Linked DNA regions of Mus musculus: regions 1 and 3 are each linked to region 2. The links are chromatin loops, found by intact Hi-C in ENCODE. Cell type or tissue: heart. All regions are shown on one strand. Region 1 overlaps Lhfpl3 (lipoma HMGIC fusion partner-like 3). Region 2 overlaps Srpk2 (serine/arginine-rich protein specific kinase 2). Region 3 overlaps 5031425E22Rik (RIKEN cDNA 5031425E22 gene).

Region 1 (8,000 bases), 390 kb after region 2:
TCTACCACACCCGGCTTCTGCAGGGGCTCTTAATTGCTCAACCAGCTCTCCAGTCTCCACCATTTTTCCCTCTAATCTACTGGTTTTATTTTTATTTCAATTCCATGAAGACAGACCTTATCACTGGTAACCTCCCAATGGTCTCTTCTCTGTCTTTATCTTGCTTTCAGGCCATTTTTGTTTCTTGTTTTGTTTTTTGTTTTGTTCGTTTGTTTGTTTGTTGCTTTTTGGACACAAGATCTCAGTTTGTAGTCTAGGCCGGCCTAGTCTAGACTATCTTGCTATGTAGCCTAGGGTAGCCTCACCTTATGGCAATCCTCCTTTAAGTACCGAGCAGTCTAAGTAGCTTTCTCTGATTGCAACCCATATTTACTTTCTAAAAATGAACATTTTTTTCATGTGCCTAGTATAATCAGTTATATTGATGTTTGTAACAGGTTTATTCATTTCTATACTTATGGCAGTGTGAATGAATTAATTATATAAAGATATATACCTTGTTGATGAGCATTTGATCTCTCTTTCTCTCTCTCTCTTTCTCTCCCCCCCTCTCTCCCCCCTCTCTGTTTTACAGTTTTTTTGGTGTTTATTTGTAAGAAATTTTCCAGTATCTATACCTACAGAGAACAGAAAAATTTAGTGTATGAAAATGTTCAATTTGTTTTTGTTTGTTTATGTTTGTTTGTGTGTGTACATGTGTGTAGGTCTGAGTGTATGCACAGAGGCTAAAGAGGGATAGTAGTTGTCACTCTGTCCCTTATTGCTTCGAGACAGGGTAACTCACTGAACCTGGACTTAGGCTGGTGGTCAGTAAACCCCAGTGATTTCCTGTCTTCACAGAACTGGGGTCACAGCTACTCGGAGCTGTGCCTGTATGTATGTATGTATGTATGTATGTATGTATGTATGTGTGTGTGTGTATGTACGTATGCATGTATGTATTCTTATCTCATATATTACATCCCAACTACAATTTTCCTCCCTCCCCTTCCCATAGTCTCTCCCTCTATCTTTCCCTCTTCTGCAGACGACCTCCCCATCTCCCCCCAGAAAAGAGCAGGCCTCCAGGGACATCAACCAAACATGGCATAACATGCTACGACGAGAGCAGCACAAACCCTCATATCAAGCCTGGATGAGGTAACCCAGTAAAAGGAAAAGGGTCCCAAAGGCAGGCAGCCCCCATTTCCACTGTTAGAACGGAATCTCACAACATGCAGAAGACCTCGGTCAGACCCATACAGGCTCCCCGATCTCTGTGAGCTCACTTGAGTCAGAGTCAGTTGACTCTGTGGGCCATGCCCCTGTGGTGACCTTGTGGTGACCTCTGGCTCTGGCAATCCTTCCCTCCCCTCTCCTACAGGACTCTGCCTAACACTTGGCTGTGGGACTCTGTATGGTAGTGGTAGTATCTGTTTTTTTTCTTTTTTCTTTTTTTTCACGGGTTCTGGGGATTTTAAAAATTCATTTGTTTAGTTTTACATAATTTGTGCATACATGTTATGTGTACATATGCATATGTGTTTGTGTGTGGGGGCATGCGTATTCCATGGCATGCTTGTGGAGGTCACAGGATAGTCTTAGGATCGGTGCTTTCTTTTCACCTTGTCCGAGGAAGCATCTCTTCTGTTTGTCGCTTCTCTGTGCACTCCAGATTAGCTGGTTTAGGAGATTCTGGGGGATCCTTTGTCTCTACTTCCAGTCTTACTCCTGGAATGTTGGGGTTACAGGTATGTGCCAGTATGTCTGGCTTTTCTGTGGCTTCTGGTGAACTCAGGCTCAGGCTGGGTACCACCAGCCTCTTTACCCACTAAGCCATCTCTCCAGCTTCAAGTGTTCAATAATCCTACCAGTGCTTGGTGTTGTTAGACTTTAAGTCTATACTGATCAAACGGATACTATTATTTTTATACACGCAATTCATATTTCTGATTACTAATGAAGATGGGGAGGAGTTTGCCTAGTAAGGGGTTGTCAAGGGTGGGTCTCTGTTATGATTGAGAGGCTTGCACTATGTTAACCCTTGCTCGCCGCACATGTCCCTTTCCACGACGCATCTGGTTTTAGTCATGTGCAGGCTCAGCCAATGCATAGGCATAACATGGTAAATCGGGGTTTTCCCCTAAGAGTTCAGTCAGAGGACATACCTGATGTTTTTATACATGTGCCCCAACCCAGTTTCATTAAAATTGGCCCCTGCCTCCCATACCTGGATCTATTCTGTAACTTTGTTAGATTGGAAAATGACCCCATGCACTGTTCTGTGTGGGGTATGTGTGCAGCTTTCTGTACACAAGGTACCTGTGTTGTGTGCATTATCGGAATCTTCTGGGTGCATTTTCTTCCTTAGTGCACACAGTGTGGCTACTTTATATTCAGTATCTGTCAATTCTATTTTCTAAAACCTGTGGAGCAATGCACCTGTTATCAGTTATTTCTGCCAATTATTTCTTATGACTTATTGGTGTATTTAGTATTTTAAAATCATGAGTGTCTATCTTGCTGAGGCTAATTGGTGAAATTGTGTTACAGATAGTTTTTTTCCATGTTCAGTTTTATCACTGTGCCAAATTCCTAAAATAAACAACTTAAAGATCCGTTCTGGGCTGTGGTTTCAGGGAATTTAGACTATACTCAGTTGGGCTCTGTTGTTTGCAGGTGGTGGAAAGGCTCATGGCAGGGATCAAGGTGCAGACAATCTTCTTACCTCAGGAGGTCGAGAGCAGGGCGCTTAGAGATGTTTCCTGGAACAAGATCTTCCCTACAAGGCATTCTGGCAGCAGCAGCACACCTGTAATAGTCCATTCAGCCACGAAATCATGATCGCATCAATCTACTTTCTGGCCTGAAGAGTTTTCCAGGGTCATGCCTACGCCCCCTCCCAAGGTTGTGTTATCTTCATGTTTCCTGGCTCACAATGGGAACTTTAGGGTTAGCTCTCTACTCCCAGTGATCCCTGTTATGATTCATAGATTTATCCCTGGCTTTTGCATTTGTCATATGTCAGTCACATTTGGGTTTCAGCTGTCTTTTTCCTGTCTTTGTCTTTAGTGTTCTTCTTACTTCCTTGCAAACTAAGACATGCATTAAAAATAAACTCAAGACTCAGTGGCATCTTATAAGGAAGAAGTTCTTTTTTTAAAATTTGTTTTGTGTGTGTGTGTATGTGTGTATATGTGTGTATGTGTGTTGGTGTATGTGTGTGTATGTGTATATGTGTATGTGTGTGTGTATGTGTGTGTATGTATATATGTGTATATGTGTGTGTATGTGTATATGTGTATGTGTGTGTGTATGTGTGTGTATGTATATATGTGTATATGTGTGTGTATGTGTATATGTGTATATGTGTGTGTATGTGTATATGTGTATGTGTGTGTATGTATATATGTGTATATGTATATGTGTGTGTATGTGTAATGTGTATATGTGTGTGTATGTGTATATGTGTATGTGTGTGTATGTATATATGTGTATATGTGTGTGTATGTGTATATGTGTATATGTGTGTGTGTGACTGAACTCAGATGCTTAAGTTTGGCAACACTGCATTTACCTGCCATATTATCTTATTGCTCTGATCTCTCTCTCTCTCTCTCTCTTCCCTTCCTCCCTCCCTCCCTCCCTCCCTCCCTCCCTCCCTCCCTCCCTTTTTTCTCGTTCTTTTCTGTTCTTTTTGAGCTAGGGCCTTTTGTAGCCCAGGCTGTTTGGCCAAATGGCTTCTGATTCTCTACTAACTACGCACTAGAGTTACAGGCCTGCACCAACAGAACCCAGGACAAGTACGCTTACCTACTGAGCTACACTCCCAGTGAAAGGAAGGACTTAGAGTTTCTATTTCACACTTCTAGAAGTAGAACCAAGAATAACCTTTAAGAAAATGTAGAATAGTTTGCATTATTCTCCCATTTAAGATCCTCCAATAGTTTTTACTCACACTTAAAAATATAACAGGGACTATCCCAGCCTTCAAGCTGCAGAGTTCGTTATTTCTCAGCCTATGTAGGTCCCTATTGCCACCTGGCTGTGACTTTAGCATATTGAGTTTAGTCCTGCCTTAGAGCTATTAGACCATATGGATTCAGCCTGGCATTCTTTCTCTTTATTCAGTGCAGAGTTCTCTCCACAGAGCTCTCGGTGCCAAATTCTCACCACAGAGTTCTCAGTGCAGAGTTCTCACCACAGAGCTCTCAGTGCCCAGTTCTCACCTCAGAGCTCTCAGTGCAGAGTTCTCACCTCAACTCTCAGTGCCGAGTTCTCATCTCAGAATTCTCAGTGCAGAGTTCTCACCACAGAGCACTCATTGCTGAGTTCTCACCTCAGAGCTCTCAGTGCCTAGTTCTTACCACAGAACTCTCAGTGCCCAGTTCTCACCTCAGAGCTCTCAATGCAGAGTTCTCACCTCAGAGCTCTCAGTGCAGAGTTCTCACCACAGAGCTCTCAGTGCCCAGTTCTCACCTCAGAGCTCTCAGTGCTGAGTTCTCATGCTACCCTGCTTTGATTCTTTCAGGGCATTTTTTTGAGACAACATTTGTCATTTATTTTTTAAATTTACCAGAATGCAAAAACAGAGAGAATAGGGGCTTTGTTTATGGGAGGCGTCACTCTTCTCTTTTGCTTAGAATAGCTCTTGGTGCATATGACTGGCGTTGAGTATTGGCTATTTATGCCCTTTTGACAGACAGAACCCGGGCTATTCAGGGCTCTGTTGTTCCATGCTTTCCTGTTATTGTCCCAGCCTAATTGGTCCCATGAATCTCCTTATATGTGGGACTTCTGTATGGGCCTCACTATGTAGCTCTGGTTAGCCTGAACTCCCTATGGAGGCACACCGTCCTCAAGCTTATAGAGACATGCCTACCTTCTGCCCTCCAAGTGCTGGGCTCAGAGATGCATGCCACCACACCTGAATTTCTTTTCCTTTTTCCCTCCTTTCTTCCTTCTTTTTTTGTTTTAAGATTTGTTTATTTTTATTTTATGTGTATGGATATTTTGCCTACACGTATGCTTGTTCCCCTGGTGTTTGTGGGGGCCAGAAGAAAGTGTCAGTTCCTTGGAACTGGAATTACAGATGACTGTGAGCTGCCATGTTGGTGTTGGGAACCCAACCTGGATCCTCTGGAAGAGCAGTCAATGCTCTTAACCACAGAGCCATCTCTCCAGCTCCCCGCCATGTATGTAATATATAATAGGAAGAGAAGGAATGAACACAGGTTGGTCATCTCTTACATGTCAAGTGCGACATTATGAATCATTTTATATTCTCACAATAATACTATGTAACTGGATATTATTTATAACCATTTTGTAGATGAAAAAAACAACAACTCAACGTTCAGAGTTTTACAGGATAGGATAATAAGCAAGCATATGGGATTGAAACCCAACTAGATAATATATGCCCTGAGTGAGTGAAGTTTTGCAGAGTTGAGGGCTACTCTATTGAGCAGCTCAGCTACTTACTTAGTTGGCAGTTTCAGTAGACCCAGTGGAGGCATGCCTGTATTTGGGTAGAAGAGGGAGGCCTTGGAGATGATCACACATGAGGCTCCTGCATATCTAACCAGTGCCTATTATCTGCAGGACTGTAGGATGCAAGGAGAGTTTCTGAAGGTAGTTATTTCAGCCAGGCCAGTAACTCACCCTGGTGTGCTGGGTTGCATTTGAAACATTCCTCATAGGCTCATGTGTTCAAAGGCTTGGTCTCCAGCCGTTGACACCATTTGGAAGTTAGTGGAACCTTTAGGAAGTGGAGATTTGAGAGAGGAAGCCATGAGGACAGGCTGTAGGGTTGTGCAGTGTGGTTCCACTTCCTTTCTTCTCTCTGACTCTCCACTGGATACAATGTGACCAGCAGCAGCCATGGCTTTCTACCCATGAGTGACTGTGCCCTTCTTAAACTGTAAGCCAAAATCAAACCTTTCTCACTTAAGTTGCTGTTTGCCAAGTATTTGATCATAGCAGTGAGAGAAATAAGTAATACACTGGATCACTGGGCAAAAAGGAAAATGAATGTATACCATACCACCAAATATATATTTTTATGTAACAAAATTTTATTTTTATTTTTTACAGAAATTCAGATATTCCAACAAATTTCTTTACATTTCCTGGACCTTAAAAAATTACACACAACTTTTGGACATAATAGAACAGAATGAGAAAAGGAGTCTTTTTTAAAGGTAAAAACATATTTCTTATACTTAACATTTAGTGGTTTACATGTGTGTTACGTATGTACAGATGGTTTATCATCAATGATCCATCTTCATAGCACTGCGGTGTGCTAAATTACACTTAGGGTTTATGGCAAAAACATAAAAGCATTTGCATGTGGAGAGGAAGTACCTTTTATTGTTTTGAAACATTACTGCTAATGATGTAGGACCCAGACAGAATCATAATTTACATGGATTAGAGGAACCTAATACCTTCTGATTTTAGTATAGATATAGAGATGCCTCCCCTTAAATAAAAGGTGAATTTTTTAAAAGTTGTGTGTAATTAAATTTAGTAAGTAGGGTATTCTGAATGCCTCGGGACAAGTACCTAAAGCAATGACCAGCCCCCAGGATGACCAGGACTACAATTACAGAGGCTAACATTCCCTTAATTTAGTGCTTTGGGAAAGCCTGAGTTTTCTTTCTGTGAACTGGGTTTTAGTTACATGAGCACTTGAGTGTATTTGTAATGTATTTTTAGCCATTGGAAACATTTGCTTCGTGACAACATGGCTAAAAATATGAGCACGGTCTTATGGGAGCATAAGAGAGGGCAACCTGATTCTTGTGTTGTCCTCCAGCTGATGCTCGAGTGGGATGCTGATTTAACCCAATCCCAAGCCTGGGAGTGCAGGCATTCTATTTGTGTTTTTTTTTTTTCCTGCTCAAGTATAGAACATGGGCTGGCTTGCATTGAGCCCCCTTTATATGTACTTCAACTTGCGTTTATACTCAGACAATGAAGAATTACTTTAATATCAAGTATTTCTCTGTTGTTGGACTGAGGCAGGACATGTTATAAGGGCAACGGCTGGGGGACCCTGGAAGGAAAAGATTCTTGAAGACAGCTAGTTAGTTGTAACTACTTTCAAGTACCAGCTAACCAAAAGGGAAAAAATATGAGAAATTTCAAAATCAACATTAATAAACAAAAGGTAACTTATTCCTACCAAGTTCCTTTGACATATAAGTATATAGTTATTTACTTCTAAGGCTATTAAGTTTTTACTTATTTTGTTAGTACCACTTACTATCATTTAGAAGTAGATTTAATGGAATAGTTTCTTTTAACAAAACAAAAATGAGTATATGTCAGTAAAGGAAATAAAGAATGTGGATTTCTAGTGACATATAGAATGAAGAAATAGAAAACTCATATTTTAGACATCTATTTATAAAGTATATTAAATTCCTATGCATATACTAGGGAGAATTAGAAAAAGCGTTTATTTGATAGTAGCCTATATATTACATGAGAGAGCATCCAAGTGAAAATAAACTTTCTATATTGTTCAGAGCTCCTTGATGCTGTTTTGTCAATGACAGGGGAATCTATGTTGCTTGGGAACCTACGATGTCTGGATGTACTTCCTGTGATTCACAGTTTGATGGAGTCATAGCACATGGCAGAAACATTTCCTTCGTGATAAGTCGTACAAACAGATTAAACTGAACACACATTGGGTAAGAAGTTTGAAGGGCTAAGTCTCTTAATAACCACGTGGTTGTAACTAATTGCACAGTGACATGAGTGGACAGTAGCAATGAGGGATCAAGGATCAGAGGCATTCCTCAAAACATGACACTCCATGGGCCTCTTGGCTACTGGGATGGGAATAGTCTAGAACTAACTGCCCTTTTACTTCATTTAATAGCATTGAAAGATTAAAGCTTTTTTTGTTTTATTTTGTTTTCAGTTTGATTTAAAAAGGACAGCTTATAAACCTCGATACATATGTATTTTACACAATTCTAGCACATTTGTATTCTTCTTTCTTA
Region 2 (8,000 bases):
TGGGGCAGAGGACCAGACCAGGGCCTTGCGTTTGGTAGACGAGCACTCTGTCATCCCATTTCTGTGATCCTGTTTCTATCTGCCAAGTGAACAGGTGATGGCATTATAGGTGTGTGCCACAGTGCCCCACTTATGGAGCAATGGACCCAGGTTTGCTACACGCTCCTCAGGTAAGCACTCTTGTCAGTCAGTGATGCTCCCTTGCCCGTGTCTGAAGCACAGGGGTGGATAAGATTCCTGCCTCTTAGTGTCCCTGTGAGCCGATGTCCTTTGGTCAGCAGGCACTCGCATTGCTTCTGGTGTTCAGAGCAGAAAGGCTGCTGCTGCTTTAGTTAGCTCATGCCATCAGCTGGGCAGCTCTTTAGTCTCTTGAATATCTCATTTGTAGTTCTTTTGTCATGGAGGTGGTTTATGATATCTATCTATCTTTAAGAAAAAAAGCATTATATAAATTTTCTAGTCCTCAGATTATTTTAAAAGCCCACTTTAAAAAAAAAATCATCCCTTTGCTGAAAGGAAGGCAAAAATAACATTTTTTTCCTATAGACTTGTTAACATATTGCTTGGGTTTGGGTTGTGTGTGTGTGTGAATATGTACACGCGTGTGTGTGTGTGTGTGTGTGTGTGTGTGCCCGTGTGTGTGCGCGTGCGTGAGTGACGCTGTGGACACATCCCTTTGGGGTCACTTGTTTTATGTAGTAAATGGAGTTTGGCAAGATTGAAATGTGATGTCTTGGGTAAGGAATCAGAGTGTAGCCAATATTAAAAACAAATCACAGCAGGGCATTGTGGTCCTTTTTTTTTTTTTTTTTTTTTTTTTTTAATCCAAATTAGGGTGTCTCTGTGTAGCCCTGGCTATCCTGGGACTCACTCTGTAGATGAGGCTGGTCTCCAACTCATAAACATGCCTCTGCCTCCCGAGTGCTGGGATTAAAGAGAAGTACCACTTCCATCCAGCTAAAGTAATTTATTTGTATTTCCTGCGCATTGCTGGTTTGCCTACATGTATGTCTGTGTGCAAGGGTCAGGTCCCCTGGGAGTGGAGTCACACAGTTGTGAGCCACCGTGTGGGTGCTGGGAATTGAATCTGGATCCTTAGGAAGAAGTCAGTGCTCTTTTTGTTTTTTCGAGACAAGGTTTCTCTGTATAGCCCTGGCTGTCCTGGAACTCACTTTGTAGACCAGGCTGGCCTCGAACTCAGAAATCCACCTGCCTCTGCCTCCTGAGTGCTGGGATTAAAGGCGTGTGCTACCACACTCGGCTAAACTAAAGGCTTAAAATACTTTGAAAATAGTCTTGTCCTCTCTTTTTCACTGTGAAAAAGCATATATGGGTTGAACACACCTTAATTTTAGCTGAGTGTATATGACATAGGGCTATATGAAATAGTTATTTTCCCCCTGAAATGTCAAATATCAAATATCACGTGTTTCATACTAATACAAGTAACAGCAGATAGACTCAAAAATTAGCATTTTTTGAACATTTGCTGTGTGCTAGGTAAATGGGAAAGTTGAGGACATGATCGCTTCCTAGCAGGCCAGAGGGTGATGATTCAAGTCCCACCTAGGCTATGCAGTGAGTTCTAGACCAGCCTGGGTCAGTAAGAGTGAGCGGCCTGGTCTGGGCAGTGTTCGAGCTCCTGCCCACTGTGTTCAGGGTTCCACGTTCAGTGTCCTTCATGTGCATACCCAGGAAAAATAAGGAAAAAGCTGTTGTCTGTAGTTCTTGGTACATATTCAATCTTGATTGAGTTGTATCTTCTCTTACTTAAAACTAGGGCAGCAGTGCCCACAATAGCCAGGGGGAAACAACCCACTTACCTGCCATCCATGGGAGGGTAAACAAAATGTAATAGTGCGCAGTGGATTATTCACCAAGAAAAAGAAGGAGATGCAGTTCTATGCTACACCATGGCTATACTTTGGAAAATGCCGAGTGAGGACTGGAGAGGTGGCTCAGTGGTTAAGAGCATTTGCGACTCTTCCAGAGGACCTGGGTTTAATTACTGGCACTCACATCACAGCTCAAACATGTCTGCAACTCCAGTTCCAGGGCTTCTGATACCTTCACATAAACATACATTCAGGCAAAACACCAATGGACATAAAATAAAAATACATTTAAAAAATGCTTAATGAAAGAAGCCAGTCATAAAATAACCAGTCTATATGAAATGTCCAGAGGCAAATCACTAGATTCTTGCTGGCTACCTAGGGTTGTCAGGGAGTTAAGGAGTGAAAAAAAAAATTTTTTTTTTCTCTAAAAGATAAGGTCTCTTGTAGCCCACAGTGATGTCAAACTTCCTATGTACAGGAGACTGGCCTCTCAAGCATACCTGGGATTACAGGTGCTTATGCTAACTAAGTATCTCTGCCTTCCCAGTGCTGGGATGATAGCCACCAGTTAGCATGCTTGGCTAATGAATGATTGTTGATGAAAAGTCTGAATATGATTAGGTTGGTGCTTATAGAAGTCTTTTTAATATACTGAACGTTATTAAGCTATATACTGTAAGTAAGTAGGTGAATTGTATGTGTATTATAGCTCATAAGAGTGTTAAAGAAGGAAAGAATTTTAAATAGATGACACTTCTCATTTTATAGATGAGAAACTGAGGTACAGAATTGTTAAGCAACACTTATTGAAATCTGATAAATTTTAGAGTTTAGATTCAAAATTACATGTGTGCTATACTACAGAATACTGATTCTTTAAAGATAAATACGAGTCTTAGGGAACCCGGAGCTAGGAGTTTCTGAGCAATTACTCAATCTAATTCCCTCATGTTGCTGATGAGAATATTGAACCTCAGATAATACACGGACTCAGTCATGGCCCAGCTAATTATTGCAGTGAGGGGCTTATGAGCTGTTCACAGAGACAGGCAAGCCCACAGTGCACAGTGATATACAATGGAGTGGAGTGTTAGCAGGAGGGATGAGTCAATCCTGATGAGTACACGAGAGCATTTAAAAAGAGAGAATGGGACATTTTGAAGCAGTCGTGGTTGAGAGACCCTGAATGTCTCGTTGTACATGTGGGGCGTGCAGCAGGTCAAAGGTAATTTGAGTGAAAAATTGGGAAGTGCTGACTTTCTCTGTTAACAGTGGGAAACACAGAGGGTTATTAAAAAATGTGTGTGTGTGTAAAAGACAGTGTAGCTTTGAGGCATGTGCCCTTTTCCCCTTTTATGTGGATTCTAAGAATGGAGCTGAGGTCACCAGACTGGCATGGCAAGGGCTTACAAACACCAAGCCATCTTGCCAGCCCTTCATTGCAAAGAGTTAAGAAGCTCTGTAGCAAAATCACTTACTTGCTTGAGAAAATCTCTATGAAGTAAGGATTGGGAAGAACGGGGATTGAAGATTTGGGGGTGGTGATATTATTGCAGTGCCCACGGTGAGACTCAGTTGTGGTAGAATGGAAAGGAGTGGATGGATTGGTTTCTCAGCATGAGTGGGCTCACTAGAATTAGACGCTATCAGAAGCCATGTTAGACGTAAAGCAGGCTCGTCCTGTGTGCCACGCGCACTGCCGTTGTACCTGATAATGTCTGTTGCAAGCATGGAGGGAAGGGATTGAATGACTTTAGATATGTATTCTCAGTGGTCACTGTCATGGGACAAATTACCGTGGTCAGGCAGGTGGCTGATGCCTGTGATCCCAGCTCTTAGGAGTCAAAGGCAAGAAGGTCAGGAGTCAGGGCCATCTTCCCTTACTTAGCAAGGTAGAGGACTGCTTGCATGGGGTAAGGAGACCAAAACTAGAGTCAGATTACTATAAATGCAGGAACTTGACTGCACTCTCAAAGGTTCTGTGTACTAGGAGTGTGAAAGTGGCCTAGCAGGTTTGTTCTAGATCTCTCCTGGGCTGGACTGGGTGATGTACTTCCTGCCTCTTGACAGGGGAGGCATTACACTCCACTGTGGGATTGTTCTTTGAGTGTCTTTGTAACTAGTTGGCTGCCTTTGTTTGGGAGTGTTGAGACAGAAGGAGGCAGCAGTATCTTTTATGATTCACCCTTGGAAATATAAGCCTGAACCTGGAAGGGTACAACCCACATTGAGAGTTTGGTTTCTGTTTTTTGGAAAGAAGCATATTAAATAATTTATAAGCCTATTTTTCAATGCATTTCAAATAGGTGAAGCATACTGAGAAACCAAACAGTGGGTAAGGAGTAAGTTTCAGAGCTGCTCTGCCTTTTCCCTCCTAGGAACCCTTAAAGGTGTGATTGTTCTTCCTCCCAGAACCTGAATATCGGCCTTGAAGATAGGGAGGGGCCTTAAAGCTGCAGCCTCCTTAGTGGGATATGAAGGTGTTAGCCACTGCATAAACAAAGGACACACAGGAGCCCGTAAGCTAGAAAGAGGTGTGAGTTCTGCTGACAGTCACAGCTTCGTAGTCCATCTTATAACTATCAGTTGCTATGCAGTTTGAACATTCTTGTAAAGTGCACTATAGGAATCTGTGAATGGAATTCTTGTGGTATGTTTAGCATGATACATGTATTAAGCGTGACTTAATAAGTAATAACTTTAGGACTCTTGCCACTCATCTTTGCTCTCCTGTGGCTTCCTGAGCCTTGCCTAGTACTCGGGCCTAGAATTTTTATATGGATGTTGATTATATAGGACATTATTAAGTTTTGGTTATGGTTTTAACTGTTAAAGGATTCTCTTTATTTTCTTCATATGCTTTTGGCAAGCTCTGACAGTAAACATTTTCTTTTAAAAAATTCAAAGTAAGTTCTAATACTACTACCATTATTATTTTTATACTAAGAGAGTTTTGTGTTTGTGTACCACATGTATGCCTGATGTCTAAGAAGTCCCGAAGAGGGGGGTGGGTATGGGGGACTTTTGGGATAGCATTGGAAATGTAAACTAGGAAAATACCTAATAATAAAAAACAAACAAACAAACAAACAAACAAACAAACAAACAGAAGTCCCGAAGAGATCATTGGATTCCCTGCAACAGGTGGCTTTGAGCTGCTGTGTGGGTGCTGGGAAATAGAACCTAGGTCCTATTGAAGCTCTTAATTGCTGAGATACCTTTTTTTTACTCTTTGTTGTTATCCTTTATTTTTAAAAAATTTTTAAAAAATTTTTATTAGGTATTTTTCTCATTTACATTTCCAATGCTATCCCAAAAGTCCCCCATACCCTCCCCGCCACTCCCCTACCCACCCACTCCCACTTTTTGGCCCTGGCATTCCCCTGTTCTGAGGCATATAAAGTTTGCATGTCCAATGGGCCTCTCTTTCCAGTGATGGCCGACTAAGCCATCTTTTGATACATATGCAGCTAGAGATGAGATACCTTTTTAAGCCCTTGATTTATCATACACACACTCACACACAGAGAACATACACATTTTATTTATTTATTTATTTATTTATTTATTTATTTATTTATTTATTTATTTATTTATGGTTTTTCAAGACAGGGTTTCTCTGTGTATTCCTGGCTGTCCTGGAACTCACTCTGTAGACCAGGCTGACCTTGAACTCAGAAATCTGCCTGCCTCTGCCTCCCAAGCGCTAGGATTAAAGGCGTGCGCCACCACTGCCTGGCTGAACATACACATTTATGGTCACACACACAGTGTGTATGTGAGTGTGTGGATTCTATCACTGATTGTAATTGTTTTTATTTTTACTTATTATGTGTTTGTATGTCTGTAGACACGTGTGCAAGTGCCCCAGAAGGCTGTAAAAGGACAGGTGTTACAGTCATGGAGCTGCCTGACAGCTCTGGGAAACAGCATGTGCTCTTAACCATTGATTGATTGATGCATCTCTTCAGCCTCTGGCCACTGTTTTTTTGTTTTTGTTTTTTTTGGAACTGGGTAATTTTACATTCTAAACAAATTGAGTTTTTTCATGCATGAAGTAAATGTTTAGAATGAATACATCAAGAAAGATTCTGTGCTGAAAATACAGCTCAGTGGCTGAAAGTCCTTTCTGTACAAACATGAGGTTTTGACTTAGATTCTGGCACCTATGTAACAAGCTATGCACTGCTGGGAGGCAGGAATAGGTAGATCTGGGGATGTGTTGGCCAATCAGTGAGCTCCAGATGGAATGAGAGCCGCTGTCTCAGACAATACGATGGGAAGAGAGCTGGCTGAGCTCTCCTGTGGCTTCTGTGTGCATGCATGGACAGATGCCTCCAGCACACATGTGCATACACATACAATACACAACATAACATTAAAATATTTTCAGTCTTTGGTGTTGGAGAGATGGCTCAATTACTAAGAGAACCTGCTCCTCTTCTATAGGACCCATGTCAGAGGGTTCACAACCAGTAATTCCAGTGTCACGGGATCTGACACCTCCTCTGGCCTCTGAGGGCACCTAGTGTACATATGATGTACACACAGTTTTGCCTTTTTCTTTTTTTTTAATTCTTCAAATGATAAGATTGTTTCACCTTATTTCTTTTCAGAACTTGTAGTTGTTAAACAACACAGTATTTTCCCATTTCTTGAATATACTTGGTTATTCTGATTTCTTTTTTAAAAAAGAATTATTATTATTTTTTATTTATATGAGTACACTGTCGCTGTCTTCAGACACACCAGAAGATGGCATCGGATCCCATTACAGTTGGTTGTGAGCCACCATGTGGTTGCTGGGAATTGAACGCAGGACTTCTAGAAGAACAGTCGGTGCTCTTAACCGCTGAGCCATCTCTCCAGCCCTATGCTAATTTCTTTAATTTGATCTTGTCTTAATTAAGTATGAAAATGAGTTTAGAATATACTGTCATGTTGGGTGGTGGTGGTGCATAGCTTTCTTTAATCTTAGCTCTCAGGAACAGAGGTGGTGGATTTCCATGAGTTTGAGGCCAGCTTGGTCCACAGAGTGAGTTTCAGTACAGCCATGGCTATACAGAAAAACCCTGTGTTTAAAACAAACAAACAAACAAACAAACAAACAAACAAACAAACAAACACAAAGGAATATACTGTCATAAAATTGTAAAGCTTCTGTTTATGAGAGCTACCATGTGGATATTAGGAACAAAACCTGTGTCCACTGCCACAGCAGGACTGTTTTTTAAACTTGTGAGCCACCGTTCCAGACCCTTGCTCAACTTCTTACAATCTCATTTTCTCTTTTGAGAACCTAGAGGGTTTTTAAAAATTGTTCCAGAATGGGTCAAAGAAAATGGATTCAAGTCACAATAACACTGACTCGTGCTCTTCACATGGTTGAGATGAAGCAGGAGACTTCCAAGGAAGGCTAACTGTGGTGCCCCGAAGAACAGGAGGGTCATGCACTCAGACTAGCTAAATTTTTTTGAGTCCTGACTGGCCTGCCCACTGTATAAACCTGGCTGGCTTTGAAACCACATAGATCCTCCTGCCTCAGTTTCCTAGGAGCTAGAATGAGAAGCGTGTGTCATGATGCGCTTTACAGTGAGGATGCACTGTGGCAAGGTGTAGCTGTGGCTTGCAGGTTGGCTGTATCTGCTACCTCGAAAAGTATTGTATTGCTTGCAGGTAAAATAAGTTAAAACTTTTTTAAAAAGTATTTTATCACATAAAAGTTAAGTGAAATTCAGTTCCAGTATCCATAGGAGTTATTTTACTTACAGATTATTTTTGCTGATGGGTTTTGCTGTCGTTGCTGTTGTTTTTGTTGGTTTTTTGAGACAGAACTTTTATGTAGCTTTGGCTATTCTGGAACCCCTGATGTAGACCAGACAGGCCTTGAACTTATAGAGATCCATCTGCCCCTGCCTCCTGAGTGCTGGTACTAAACGCATGTATCAACCATCACACTTGGTCTTCTGTGTAGTTGAGTAGTTGTGGTGGAAGCCATATTGCTTACAAAGGTTGAAGTGCTGTCTCATTCTGAGGAAAGTAAAACCTGAAGTGATAACAGTATTGTAAACTAAATGGTGTGTTTAAAAGAACCGGATCTTGAGATCCAAAGAGCTGGGATGGAAATGTCAGACGATGTGTATATGAAGTGAACGGCGAAGG
Region 3 (8,000 bases), 280 kb after region 2:
GGAGGAGGGCATCTTAGAGAAGTTTAGTAACATGCCCGGGGTTGAACATCCAACAAGGGCAGATACAGTCCGAGAGATCACAGCGGTGCAGTAGGAAAGTCTCTGGCATGATTAATAAACCACAGCTAGAATAATAACCAGCTAAGAGCTTTTACTTGGTGTTTCTTGTGTGCCAAGCATCATGTTGCTTTATGCATATTATTAGGATCTGTAAAGATTCCCCCTCACTCCTGACAGTTCCTCCATGTGGAAGAACTTCTGCTCCAGCATTTCTGACTTATTCCACTCCGAATTAGTGCTTCCCCAGGAAGAAGAATCAGGCTGGGAGAGGAGTGATTTCTTAATGGTGATTTGAGGAGAGGACTGGGAGCCTGTATCTCAGACTCCCTTCATCACATAGCAGCCAAACTCTTCTCCCTCCCGTGGTTACAGAGTGAATTCCTGGGGTTGGGGGGTGGGGAGAGGAGAAGAAAGAGAGGAAGGGAGGAAGGGAGAAAGCTGAAGCACACAAAATCCCAAGACTGGGAAACAAAATGAGTGACAAAGAAATTATACAAGCGGCTTCTAGTCCCAAGTGTTCCTTCTGCTCTGAGGGGAGGAAGTGGGGCTCATCAAGGTGGTAGAGGAAGATTTGGTATCCATGAGATGGTCCAGTGAAATCTGAGGAAGACAAGTGCATACACACAATTTAACAAGGAGGAAACGGACAGAGTGTCTCATAATAAACTTAAATTAGAAGAAGAGAAACCTGAGAAACAGGACAAGCTTGTGGATGAAGATACAGGAGACTCACAAGCTGGTACTTAACCAGTGAAGGAGATGCTGCCGAAGACCTGCTGAGACCCAACTAATAACATGACCAAATGAAATCATTCTTTGATAGTATTGCTTATGGTGATACTGGAGAAAGGAGCCCGAGTTAGGCTGAAGAAAGGTTAGATGCTGAAATGTTCGGAACCCCAATTTGTCCAGATGGTGGCCATGGAGCTACCAAGGCAGAGAAGTGTTGGCTTTCATATGGCAGGGTACGTGGTAGTGGCCGAGGAGGGACCATCACTGCCCCTCAAGTGGATTCAGAGGCATCATGGAGCAGAGAGTGCAGATTTTGACTATAGGAAAGATAATAAAGTCACCTCCTAGTCTACAGACAAGTTCCAGTCTCTGTACCCTTCTCATTCTGTTTGGAGATGCTATAATATGAGGTAGCTTATTTCAGCAGTTAGGGTGCTGGGTGGTAGACAGCTTTGTCAGTCAGCTATACACACACCGGTAAATAAACATTTTATATAGTTGTAAAATTTCATTCTATTCTGTTGCCAAAGAAACATTAAGAACTTTGTATAGCTTTTTAAAAAGCAACTACGTTTCTTTTAAAGAGAATAACTTTTAAAGTTTAAAAGAAAGGTGTGTGTGTGTCCTGCCTGTCTGATCTTGGCAGTTCTTTCCTGTTCAAGTATACTAACTTCGAGTCAATGATGACTAGGCTTTGACAGCGTCCTCTTGGCTTCCTCTGCGTCATCGTCATCGAAGCCATTTGAATGCTGACTTTTCCCCCTGGGCTTGCTAAGCCCAGTCCCTAGGGGACACAGCCATTTGAAACTCCCTGCGGTTTGAATGGGCTGGCCCAGCTGGCAGAGATCTGCAGCTGTGTTGCCTTTGGTTGCGTGGCAACGCAGCACCCCACCCATCTTCTGTTCTCAGAGCTGAAGATCAACACTGCTGAAGCTCTGTCTGCTCTTGCTGTCTCACAAGGACCGGAAGAGGATGAAACACCAGTCAGTACCGGGGGAATTGCAACGGAAAAATATTTTTCCATTTCGGTCAAGTCGCCATCGGGAAATCATTCAGACTCAATATTGAGACTGATACAGGGCGGTGAGTGGCATTTCTTGAGCAGGCTTTTCTGTTTGCAGAGAAATGCCCGCCCTTTGCGAACAATCAGCACCATTCAGCCTGGCAGGGTTGACGGAGCTTGGGGCAGGCCGCTGATAGATTTCATCTGCTTCTGAAACTCCGTGGTTTCGTACAGGAACACTGAAAAAGAGACTAGAAACAGGAAGTGGAAAAAAAAAACATTTCTACCTAATGGAAACTACCTTTTGTTCATCTGCACCTGCATTCCTGTTAAACATTTAAATTAGCGCAGGTATCTACTTTTCTAGGGACTATCCCCAGATGGTATGTACCCTAGAGGGGCTTTGCCTCTGATCTGGAATCTTCCTGTCACCATAACAAATCTCTCATTCTCTTTTCGCATTCCTCAGAAAAGAAACAGCTTGCCCATTGCCAGGAGGAATTAAGATCAGAGTCAGGGCAAAGTTCTAAACCAGTCTCCCCCTCCCCCACCCCTCCCCCTCCCCCACCCCCACCCCTCTCCCCTCCCCTCTCCCCTCCCCTCTCCCTCCCTCCCTCGCTTTATTTATTTATTTATTTATTTATTTATTTATTTATCTATCTATCTATTTATTTATTTATTTATTTATTTATTTATTTATTTATTTATTTTTGTGGCAGGGGTCTCTGTAACATAGCCTGGAACTCAGCCACACAACTGAGGATGGCCCTGAACTTGTGTGAGCCTCCTGACTTTCCTTCCTAAGTGCTGGGATTACAGGGATGCCCTTGTGCCACCATGCCCACCCAGCTCAGAAGCTCTCTTAGTGTAATTGTTGAGTAGCTCCCGAATAGTAAGGAACTGAGATGTAGTTGCCTTTGGTCAAGGAGGGGTCAGAGACAAGAGGAGTAAGATGATGACGGTTGGAAGATGTATGTCCGAGTGCACCACAGGGAAGCCAGGCTCAGAACTCCTTTTCACTCTGGTCCTTGCCTGCATCGACCCTGCTAGACGCTAGCAGATACTTTCTCACTAAGGTGGGGGAGGGTGGCTGAGACCCTTGATGGCACTGTGCCCAGAACAGAAAATGTGGTTGTTGGCAACTATATCAAAGGGCAAGGCTCTGCTCATTTAGAAACCTTTCCACCTCTGCTTACCAGACCCCATAACCTAGCATGCCCAAGGCCCACAGAAACTTTGGAACAATAGGCTTTGCCCCTCCTGTCAGTTATTTATTCATTTATTTAATTTTTCATTTTGAAGACAGGATATGGCTGCTCTTTTAACGTGTGTGAGTTCAAATCCCAGCACCTACATGATGGCTAACAGGTATCTCGAACTCCAGTTTGAGGGGATTTGATACCCTCTTCTGGCCTCCTCTGCTAATGGACAAATGTGGCTTAGACATAAGAGCCTGCAAAAACACTCATCCACATAAAATAAAAATAAATAAGTCTTTGAAAAAAATGTTTTTATTTACTTATGTGTATGAGTGTTTTGCTTACTTGCATGACTGAGCACCACATGTATTACCAGATGCCCAGGAAGGTCAGACGAGGGCATTAGATTCCCTGGTACTGAGTGCCACCATGTGGATGCTGAGAATGGAGCCTATGCCTCTGCAAGAGCAGCCAGCACTCTTAAGCACTAAGTACCTCTGCAGGTCCCCACCTTCAATTAAAAAAAAAGATTTACCTTTATTTATATGTGTGTTTGTGTGTGCCTGATACAGATGCTGAGATCCAAAGTCCAGGTCTCTGCTGCAGCAGTACTCTGATACACTGAACTCTGATACAGCACTACTCTGATACACTGAACTCTGATACAGCAGTACTCGGATACACTGAACTCTGATACAGCAGTACTCGGATACACTGAACTCTGATACAGCACTACTCTGATACACTGAACTCTGATACAGCAGTACTCTGATACACTGAACTCTGATACAGCAGTACTCGGATACACTGAACTCTGATACAGCAGTACTCGGATACACTGAACTCTGATACAGCAGTACTCGGATACACTGAACTCTGATACAGCAGTACTCTGATACACCGAACTCTGATACAGCAGTACTCTGATACACTGAACTCTGATACAGCAGTACTCTGATACACCGAACTCTGATACAGCAGTACTCGGATACACTGAACTCTGATACAGCAGTACTCTGATACACCGAACTCTGATACAGCAGTACTCGGATACACTGAACTCTGATACAGCAGTACTCTGATACACTGAACTCTGATACAGCAGTACTCTGATACACTGAACTCTGATACAGCAGTACTCGGATACACTGAACTCTGATACAGCAGTACTCGGATACACTGAACTCTGATACAGCAGTACTCGGATACACTGAACTCTGATACAGCAGTACTCTGATACACTGAACTCTGATACAGCAGTACTCTGATACACTGAACTCTGATACAGCAGTACTCGGATACACTGAACTCTGATACAGCAGTACTCGGATACACTGAACTCTGATACAGCAGTACTCGGATACACTGAACTCTGATACAGCAGTACTCGGATACACTGAACTCTGATACAGCAGTACTCGGATACACTGAACTCTGATACAGCAGTACTCGGATACACTGAACTCTGATACAGCAGTACTCGGATACACTGAACTCTGATACAGCAGTACTCTGATACACTGAACTCTGATACAGTTCTTCAGTACAGAGCCATCTCTAGCCTCTCTGACTTGGTTGTCTGTGTCTGCAGGACCTCAGGTAAGTAGGTGGCTTCACCTCCGAGGCTCTGAGCATTGTCTCTGTAGAAAGCAGCATTACTCCGTGGGCTGTACCAAGGGTTAGGATGCTGAATCCATGGCAGGACCACCTGAACAGGCCTGGGGGGAGCTACTGTGGCCCGATAATCATTCTGAGCTGAAGGCATCTAAATCCCCCATCAGCCTGAAAACAGAGCCCCTTGAAGAACTCAACTCCTCGTTGAACTCCCTTCATTGTTTTATTAGACAAAGGAGAAAGAGGCAATTTTTTTTTCATTTTTACAGCAAATATTTTATTTTATTTTTTTCCATTTGCCTAAGAATTTTATTTTTTTTAATTGGGTATTTTCTTCATTTACATTTCAAATGCTATCCCAAAAGTCCCCCATACTCCCTGCCCCCCAAAGAGGCAATTCTAAGGATCCTGATGGCTTCCTTACTTTTCTTTGGAGTCTTCTCTGTCTTCAGAAGGGCTTTCTGAAGCATTGCCACAGCCTTCTTCTCTTTCCAAACACAGAACTAAAACTCCTTTTCTGGAAGAGTTTTCAGAGTCTCAGGTGGGTCAACTCCTGGCCAACCCCACATGGCTGACCAGCTACCCCACCTAGCTGTTGGCTCTTTGCAGCCTGGATGCAGTTCCTATCATGACCAGGGAATCTCAGAGGACTTTGCCCTTGGAAACCTGTGGCCTCTGATTTGAAGTGGGCCTTTCTTTGGAGGCCCTTGTGTTTCTCAGGGCTCCAGCATTAGTTACTTCCAGAAAGTATCACAAGCCAGGAGGGTGGTGGGCATATGTAGTCCCAGCTATCAGGGAGACTGGAACAGGAGAGTGGCTTGAGGTAAGGAGTTTAGGTTGATGTGAGGACTATAGCAAGACCCTGTACAAAACATTGGAAATGAATTATCTCATGGTTCTGGAGTCTAAGAGCTTAAAAATCCAAATTCTAGCAGGGTTGAAGGTAAATATGTTTCAGGATTCTCTTCTAGTTTACTACTCCTTGGCATATAGATGGCTGTGGGTGTGTTCATATCTTTCCCACAAATGTATATCTTTGTGTCTGAATGTTCCTCTTCTTATGTGATCGGTAGTCAAATTGAATTGGCATATGCTCGATTACCTTTGTAAAAAGACTATTTTCAAATGTTAACTAGGGGGTAGTGTTTCAATAAATGGACAACCCATAACAACAGCCTAAACACAGGTATGCAGCCTTCTCTCGCTCCTAGGAGTCTGAGTGGCAGATGGACCCTAAGTCCCATAGAGTGATGCCTCAAGTGCATAGGGGCTGGAGCTTGCAGGAAAATTGGGTGATAGCCAACAGGGCCAGTCGAAACAGAATTTCCTGGGGCTGCAAGCAGAATAGTGACCACTAAAATACAGACTCAGTCCTTTAAAAACTGGTATTCAGCAGGTGAGAGAAGACTTTAATTAGGCATTAGAACACACGTGGCATATATATATATATATATATATATATATATATATATATATATATATATATATATAGAGAGAGAGAGAGAGAGAGAGAGAGAGACTTAATTGTGCAAGAGTATTTTATTTTTTTTGTGTATACTTCTTTCTTTAATTTGTATAATTTTCAAACTTTTTTTAATTAGATTGTACCTGCCCCCCAGCCTTGAGCAGCCCACCTAGAGGGTGGAGTCTTCTGACCTTGGTGGAGTCTATTGTATGCCGCATCTGCAGCTTCCTGTAAGAAGCCACTACTTGCTGAGCAGCTGAGTTTTCCTTCCAGATGAGATTCTGGCAAAGTAGGGGATAGGCTCCCCACCCCCGCCCTTTAAATTCAGACCTTAGAATTAAAACATTGAGCCTTGATCAGAGAACTATGTCTTGGCTCATTATTTCTCTCGCCATCCTTCCCATCCATCCCCAGCTTTCCTTTCAGGAACCCAGTGACCTGTGGCCGCTGGCAGCTACATTAGATATTTTCTCTATTTACATCTCAAATGTTATCACCTTTCCTGGATTCCCCTCCCAAAACCCCCTATTCCACACCCCCTGCCCTTTGCTCACCAACCCACCCACTCCTGCTTCCCTGTCCTGGCATTCCTTTACCCTGGGGCATCCAGCCTTCTCAGGACCAAGGGCCTCTCCTCCCATTGATGACCGACTGGGCAATCCTCTGCTACATATGCAGCTGGAGCCATGACTCCCACCATGTGTACTCTTTGGTTGGTGATTTAGTCTCTGGGAGCTCTGTGGGGGTCTGGTTGGTTCGTATTGTTGTTCCTCCTATAGGGCTGCAAACTACTTCAGTTCCTTCGGTCCTTTCTCTAGCTTCTTCATTGGGGACCTTGGGCTCAGTCCAATAGATGACTGTGCGCACCCACCCCTGTATTTGTCAGGCACTGGCAGAGCTTCTCAGGAGGCAGGCTCCTGTCAGCAAGCACTTGTTGGCATCCACAATACTGTCTGCGTTTGGTGACTGTATATGGAATGGATCCCCAGGTGGGGCAGTCTCTGGATGGCCTTTCCTTCAGTCTCTGCTCCACACTTTGTCTCTGTATCTCCTTCCATGGGTATTTTGTTTCCCCTTCTAAGAAGGACCAAAGTATCCATACTTGGGTCTTCCTTCTTCTTGAGCTTCATTTGGTCTGTGAATTGTATCTTGGGTTTTCCAAGCTTCTGGGCTAATATCCACTTATCAGTGAATGCATATCATATGTGTTCTTTGGTGATTGAGTTACTTCACTCAGGATGATATTTTCTAGTTCCATCAATTTGCCTAAGAATTTCATGAATTCATCATTTTTAATAGCTGAGTAGTACTCTATTGTGTAAATGTTCCACATTTTCTGTATTAATTTCTCTGTTGGGGGACATCTGGGTTCTTTCTAGCTTCTGACTATTATAAATAAGGCTACTATGAACCTTATAGTATAGCATGTGTCCTTATTACATGTTGGAGCATCTTCTGGATATATGCCTAGGAGTGGTATTACTGGGTCCTCAAGTAGTACTATGTCCAATTTTCTGAGGACAAAACTGATTTCCAGAGTGGTGGTGCCAGCTTTCAATCCCACCAGCAATGGAGGAGTGTTCCTCTTTCTCCACATCTTCATCAGCATCTGTTGTCACCTGAGTTGTTGATCTTAGCCATACTGACTGGTGTGAAGTGGAATCTCAGGGTTGTTTTGATTTGCATTTCCCTGATGACTAAGGATGTTGAACATTTCTTTAGGTGCTTCTCAGCTATTCGGTATGAATCCATTTGGTTCATAGTGTCTGTTAGTTTCAGTGTGTCTCTGTTTAGTTTGTGTTTCCCTGGTCTGTCCATTGATGAGAATGGGGTGTTGAAGTTCCCCACAATTATTGTGTGAGGTGCAATGTGTGCTTTTAGCTTTATTAAAGTTTCTTTTATGAATGTGGTTGCCCTTGCATTTGGA

The links. A loop is a pair of places that touch in the nucleus more often than their neighbours do. Peaks named below come from ENCODE experiments on the same cell type or tissue, not always from the same donor. Only the 100,000 strongest peaks of a DNase experiment are listed, where the experiment ranks them.
Region 1: it touches region 2 in a loop (2.6-fold over the local background); 2 of 42 quality-filtered maps call a loop at or near these places.
Region 3: it touches region 2 in a loop (2.1-fold over the local background); 6 of 42 quality-filtered maps call a loop at or near these places.

What each region holds. Positions count from the first base shown.
Region 1 is chr5:23,273,632-23,281,631 of GRCm38, reverse strand. Lhfpl3 (lipoma HMGIC fusion partner-like 3) reads right to left here. Exons shown (of 3, transcript NM_029990.2): 3 at 6,035-8,000. Among named protein-coding and RNA genes, the nearest start is that of Gm17434, 37 kb to the left of the region's middle. In heart, a CTCF peak has its summit at 4,003; no DNase peak of the experiment used is centred here.
Region 2 is chr5:23,661,989-23,669,988 of GRCm38, reverse strand. All of the region lies in intron 2 of Srpk2 (serine/arginine-rich protein specific kinase 2), which reads left to right. Among named protein-coding and RNA genes, the nearest start is that of Srpk2, 10 kb to the left of the region's middle. In heart, a CTCF peak has its summit at 3,912; no DNase peak of the experiment used is centred here; H3K27ac peaks cover 371 bases.
Region 3 is chr5:23,380,739-23,388,738 of GRCm38, reverse strand. It overlaps 5031425E22Rik (RIKEN cDNA 5031425E22 gene), which reads left to right. Exons shown (of 3, transcript NR_165300.1): 2 at 3,567-4,593; 3 at 6,210-6,437. Among named protein-coding and RNA genes, the nearest start is that of 5031425E22Rik, 49 kb to the left of the region's middle. In heart, a CTCF peak has its summit at 3,426; DNase peaks (open chromatin) are centred at 1,628 and 2,708; H3K4me3 peaks cover 1,043 bases; H3K27ac peaks cover 901 bases.